Regions from separate parts of the Homo sapiens genome. Here region 2 is linked to region 1. A link is a contact called in ENCODE Hi-C or POLR2A ChIA-PET data. All regions are on one chromosome and are shown on one strand. The core of a region is the stretch at or near the end of the contact, and the rest is flanking DNA. Distances in the headings are between cores, read along the strand shown. Region 1 overlaps CYTH3 (cytohesin 3). Region 2 holds the start of GRID2IP (Grid2 interacting protein).

Evidence for each region. A loop is a pair of places that touch in the nucleus more often than their neighbours do. ChIA-PET counts read pairs that join two places held with the same protein, here RNA polymerase II (POLR2A).
Region 2: a loop to region 1 is called in a map of transverse colon, with 7 times the contacts of the local background. The contact joins the promoter of GRID2IP here to the enhancer-like site in region 1. A Hi-C loop is called at or near these places in 1 of 168 maps with a recorded cell type or tissue (transverse colon). POLR2A ChIA-PET finds 5 or more read pairs at or near these places in 1 of 52 experiments (activated CD8-positive, alpha-beta memory T cell).

The regions. Positions count from the first base shown.
Region 1 is chr7:6,200,455-6,203,560 of GRCh38, forward strand. All of the region lies in intron 1 of CYTH3 (cytohesin 3), which reads right to left. Among named protein-coding and RNA genes, the nearest start is that of CYTH3, 71 kb to the right of the region's middle. Within about 2 kb of position 1,822, at least 3 of the 41 ENCODE cell types and tissues checked have a DNase peak (open chromatin) inside an H3K27ac peak, as active enhancers do.
Region 2 is chr7:6,549,872-6,552,822 of GRCh38, forward strand. It overlaps GRID2IP (Grid2 interacting protein), which reads right to left and starts at 1,590. Exons shown (of 22, transcript NM_001145118.2): 1 at 1,137-1,590. The coding sequence starts at 1,565.

The sequences.
Region 1 (3,106 bases), core at 572-3,071:
AAAATTTGGTCATTTAACTCACAACTGTGTATTTCTGGCTACCTAGTCCTAATTGAAATTGATTCTCTTACCCTTAAGTTTACCTTTATTACTAATCAATACTAATTTTTGTTGTGATATGGAGCTTTTTAGATTTTTGGTCAGTTCAGAGACTGGCCGATTCTGCAGGAAACAGAACACTGGCAAAGCATGGGCTTTGAGCACTAGTCCCAGTTAATCCACTACATGGAAACTCTACATGGAGCCGTGGTTTAACACACACAGAAATAACACCTATCTCATAACACTGTTATATCCAGCAATTTAAACTGGTTATTTTGAGAAAGGATCTTGCTCTGTCACTCAGTCTGGACTGCAATGGCACAATCACAGCTCACTGCAGCCTCAGCGTCCCAAACTCAGGTGATCCTCCCGCCTCAGCCTCCTGAATAGCTGGGACCACAGGCACGTACCACCATGCCCAGCTAACTTTCAAATTGTTTTTGTAGAGACAGGGTCTCACTATGTTGTTGTCCAGGCTAGTCTCAAACTCCTGGGCTCAAGTAATCCTCTACTTCGGCCTCCCAAAGTGCTGGGATTGTAGGTATGAGCCACCTTGCCTGGCTCAACTGTTAAATGAGCATGAGTTTCTGGAGACTACTGAAGCAGTATGATGACACGCAGAACAAAAGGGCAGGCTCTGAGCTGCCAGGGGCTGCGCTCTGCCTCTCCTCACCACTCGACAGTCGGGTGACCTCAGTGGGTGATAAAGCAGCATTCAAACTATGACATCCAGGTGGGTAACAGGGCAGTCACGTGTTAGCAACAACGGAAAGGGCCAGGTGAGTGGCATGCCGCAGCTAGCCAGGATGCTGCACTGAGCTGCAGGGGCAGGCAGGAAAGCCGCAGAGGCTCCAAGGGTCCGATTCTCGCCACCTCCTTGGAACCTTCTTTCTTGTCATTTCTCCTCAATCTCCATGTGGTGATCTTCACTGTTCCAGGACACTGGTTCCTTACCCAGCCTTCTTTGGATTAGGTGAAAGGTGACATTTTCAGACACAAACTGGAGTTGGCCACTGGTGCACCATTATCACTAACAGAAATTCTTAAATAAGTTCAATCAAGAGAAGGGATCCAGTACAGGAGGTGTGAGCATCAAGAGAAAATGATGAGCACTGGTTTCCATAAGTAAATCTTAAAAAAACCTGACTGTGTAAGATAACAACATCTCATAGAGTAAGAACAGAACTAAAATGCTCAACAACAACAGCATGTAAATAAGAAGGGAAGTAATTTGCTCTCAAGTTCTTAGGGTTCGAAGGCGGAGCGGATAGATGATTAACTTTAGACTTGTCAAGTTAAGAAGGCATACTAAAATTTCTAGGGTAAGCAGGAAAGGAATGGAGCTCAAAATGCCCAAATTGGGAAAGGGAAATTAAAACTGGAATGAGAAAAAATAATCCAAAAAAAGGCAAGGAAAGAGAAAGAGAAACACAGAACAACTGTTAGAAATACAAAATGCAAAATATTGGGTGCAGGAAAAAAAATCCAAATATACTGATCTTTACCATGGTAGACAGAAAAACACAGCCATGGTATTTTGAGGTTCCTCCTCTCAAGAAGGGAAGTCTATTTCCCAGTGTTTTCTCTGGACTGGCTTTGGGACTTCCTTTGACCAAGAGAAGATGGCAGATTTGACAGTGGGCAGGGCCCAGCACCCAGGCCTCAAGGTCTTGTCCCTCCCCTGTCCTGGAACCTGAGACCACCATGCCCTGGGCCAGCAACCTTGAAAATGAAATCCATTGTGTAAAGAAACCACACGGAAGAGTCCCTGAGGTCCCAGCTGCTGCAGCACCTCAGCCAAGGCCCCAGACGAACGCGTAAGTGAAGTCATCTGGGACGGGCTCAGCCCCCGGCTGGCCTTCCAGCTGAATATGACAACGTGGGTGAACCCAGACAAGAGCAGCACGTGAACCGCCAGCCAACTTGGAAATTTGGATGGTGAGACAACAGGCCATTGCTAGTTTTTTTTTTTTTTTTTTTTTTGAGACAGGGTTTCGCTCTTGTTGCCCAGGCTGGAGTGCAGTGGTGCGAATCTCAGCTCACCGCAACCTCCGCCTCCTGGGTTCAATCGATTCTCCTGCCTCAGCCTCCTGAGTGGCTGGGATTACAGGCATGCGCCGCCACGCCCAACTAATTTTGTTTTTTTAGTAGAAAAGGGGTTTCTCCATGTTAGGCTCATCTCAAACTCCCGACCTGAGGTGATCCGCCCGCCTTGGCCTCCCAAAGTGCTGGGATTACAGGCGTGAGCCACCGTGCCCAGCCAGGCCATTGCTGTTTTAAACCAATTCCTTTGAAGAAGTTTGTTATGCAGTAAGAAGTAACTGATACATTTACAATGAACATAAGTGAAAAAAAGGAGTAAAGTTTTAAAACTTGGACTTAAAAACCAGAACAAAAAACATCCCACTAAATGCTCTTTAAAAGAGGCATATTTAAAACATACGAATACATAAAAGTTGGTAAAAGGGTAGAAAGTGACATACCAGACAAATTCTTACCAAAAAGTTGGTACCGCTATAAGAAAAAATAGGCAAAAAAACTTTAAGAAAAATAGACTAAAGCTATGAGTCACTAGATAATGATATTTTGTTCAGTTATTCACAAAGTCAGAATTTATATGCATCTAACAAAATAGTCTCAAAATATATAAAGCAAAAATTGACAGATGTACATGTAAAAATAAAATTTTTCCCAAAGGCAAAAAAAAAAAAATGTTGAAGATCTTACCAACACAATAGCAAGCTTGATTTAATGGACATAATATACTTCACTGATTATAAGATGTGCTTTTTTTTCACATTTTAACATATTTGAAGTGAATTGTGACATTTACATATCATTGCCTCCATAGCTGTGAATCTGACTATTGCTAGAGGCAAAACTAAACAACTGCTACTCCTTAACGTTTCATGCAAAAAAACAAAATTTAAGAATAATCTGATGAAGGATTATGAGTCTAGTCATTGCCACAGATTATTCATTGATACTTTCTGGTAAGATCAACAAAGTCTCAGCAGAAAATTCTGCAAAACATTAGAAAAAAATCCGGGAGACAATATAGGAG
Region 2 (2,951 bases), core at 340-2,839, 350 kb after region 1:
CAGCCCTCCTCAGCCTCCCAAAGTGCTGGGATTACAGGCGTGAGCCACCTCACCCCACTGGCTCTTTTACACTTGATCTTAGATGAAGGGCCAAGAAGCGATATCTGTGGCTCTTTTTATTTTATCTTTTTATTTTAGAGATGCGGTCTCACTCCGTTACCCAGGCTGGAATGCAGTGGTGCAGTCATGGCTCACTGCAGCCTCAAACTCCCAGGCTGAAGCGATCTTCCTGCCTCAGTCTCCTGAGTATCTGGGACTATAAGGCATGCACCACCATGCCAAGCTAGTTTTTGATTTTTTTTGTAGAGATGGTGTCTCATTACGTTGCCCAGGCTGGCCTTGAACTCAGGGTCTCAAGTGATCCTCCCACCTTGGTCTCCTAAAATGCTAGGATTACATCTAGCACCTGGCCTGCAGTTAAGTTCTAATGGGGAGGATAGACAGAGAAAGGGGCACGTGGGAACATTCTGGTGTCAATTATTCTATAGTCTACATTATATTTTTATCTATATCCTATTATTTTATATATTGATCAAGAGGGTGGTTATTCAAGGGTGCATGTATATGGAAAATTTATTGAGCTGCACACTTAATGCACTTTACACCTATAGTACCTTAATAAAAAAGAAACACAAGTGAATAAAAATTGCAAAATTAGGCCGGGCGCAGTGGCTCATGCCTGTAATCCCAGCACTTTGGGAGGCAGAGGTGGGCAGATCACTTGAGGTCAGGAGTTTGAGACCAGACTGACCAACATGGTGAAACCCCGTCTCTACTAAAAATACCAAAAAAAAAAAAAAAAAAAAAATTAGCTGGGTGTGGTGGCAAACGCCTGTAATCTCAATTACTGGAAGACTGAGGCAGGAGAATCACTTGAACTTGGGAGGCAGAGGTTGTACTGAGCCAAGACCTGGCCACTGCACTCCAGCTTGGGTGACAGAGCGAGACTCTGTCTCAAAAAAAAAAAATGCAAAATTGTTTGCAAGGTTTTGAAGTTGAGCATTCCCATATTTCTGTTAAATCTGACCCCAGAAGTTTCCTTACCTCTGGCCCTGGGAGAGCGGCGCCCGGCCCACTCCCTGCCCACATTATGAGCCCCCTCCTTCCCGCCCCCACCTCCCACCCCCGCGCCTTACCTTGCGGCTGAACTCTTGGGCCTTGCGCCTGCGCTCTCGGTGCACCGCGTCCGGGCGCTTGCGGCCGGCCAGGCGAAGCAGCTCACGGCCCAGAGCTAGGCCGCGGCCGCACCGCGGGGCCCGCAAGACTGTGGTCGGGGCCGCGGGGCCGGATCCTGGGCCGGGGCCACCGTCGGGAGCCGGGAGCACGCCCAGACTGGGCGGCACACGTGGGCAGCGCCGTGCCAGGCGCACGAGGCGCTCGCGGCTCAGACCGCCCACCGCCAGCCCCTCCACCTCCAGGATCTGGTCTCCTGGCCGCAGTCCTCCGGCATGCGCGCTGCTCCCCTTGGCCACCTCCAGGACGAAGCAGGGGCCAGAGCCACCTAGCCGGAAGCCAAAGTCCTCTGGCCAGCCCTGGTTCGTGGCCGGCGTGGCAGTGGTGGCCATGCACCTAGAACTGGAGACAGAACAGGGATTTCCTTGCTGCTCTGTCCATGGCTCCAAAGCCACTCAAAGGCCCAGGGCCACTGAAGGCCTCTACTTATCTCTGCCTCCTCCCTCTGACTCCGTCTTTGTCTCAATTCCCTTCCATCTATGTTTTTTTGTTTTGTTTTGTTTTTGTTTTTTTAAGACAGAGTTTCGCTCTTGTTGCCCAGGCTGGAGTGCAATGGCGTGATCTCAGCTCACCGCAACCTCCGCTTACTGGGTTCAAATGATTCTCCTGCCTCAGCCTCCTGAGAAGCTGGGATTACAGGCATGTGCCACCAAGCCTGGCTAATTTTGTATTTTTAGTAGAGACGGGGTTTCTCCATGTTGGTCAGGCTGGTCTCGAACTCCTGACCTTAGGTGATCTGCCTGCCTTGGCCTCCCAAAATGCTGGGATTACAGGCGTGAGCCACCGTGCCTGGCTTGCCTAATTGTTGTATTTTTAGTAGAGACAGGGTTTCACTATGTTACCCAGGCTGGTCTTGAACTCCTGGCCTCAGGTGATCTGCCTGCTTGGCCTCTCAAAGTGCTAGGATTACAGGCATGAACCATCATGCCTGGCTTGTTTTTTTGTTTTTTGTTTGTTTGTTTGTTTGTTTTTACTAAAAACAAAATTGGGGAGGGGGTGTAAAAGAAAAATGGCCCTTCCTTAAAGTCTTCTTTTGAGTGCCTTGGATTTTTAACCAATGCGGCCACATCCTTTTCCATGGGCCCCTCCTGCTTCCACAGGTCTGTTTTACTGTCTTACATGTACACTTGGCTTCCATGGGCCCTCCTCACTCCCTACACTTTAATCCCTCTTCTTACCCCTCTCCATCTACCAAAATTCCCTTTCGGGATCTGGCATGAATCACAAACTTACGGAAGTCCAGAATGTTGGAGCAGAATGGTCCCTCAGAGACCATTCATATCTTTGGGCATTTATTTTATTTTATTTTATTTTTGAGACAGAGTCTTGTTCTGTCACCCAGGCTGGAGTGCAGTGGTGTGATCTCGGCTCACTGCAACCTCTGACTCCTGGGTTCAAGCGATTCTCCTGCCTCAGCCTCCCGAATAGCTGGGATTACAGGTGTCCACCACCATGCGCGGCTACTTTTTGTATTTTTAGTAGAGACAGGGTTTCACCATATTGGCCAGGCTGGTCTCCAACTCCTGACCTCAGGTGATCCACCTGCCTTGGCCTCCCAAAGTGCTGTGATTACAGGCGTGAGCCACCGTGCCCAGCCTCTTGGGCTTTATTTTTTAGAGGCAAAGTCTCACTCTGTCACCCAGTCTGGAATGCAGGAACACCATCATATCTCACTGCAGCCTTGACCTTCCAAGCTGAAGTCATCCTCCTGCCTCAGC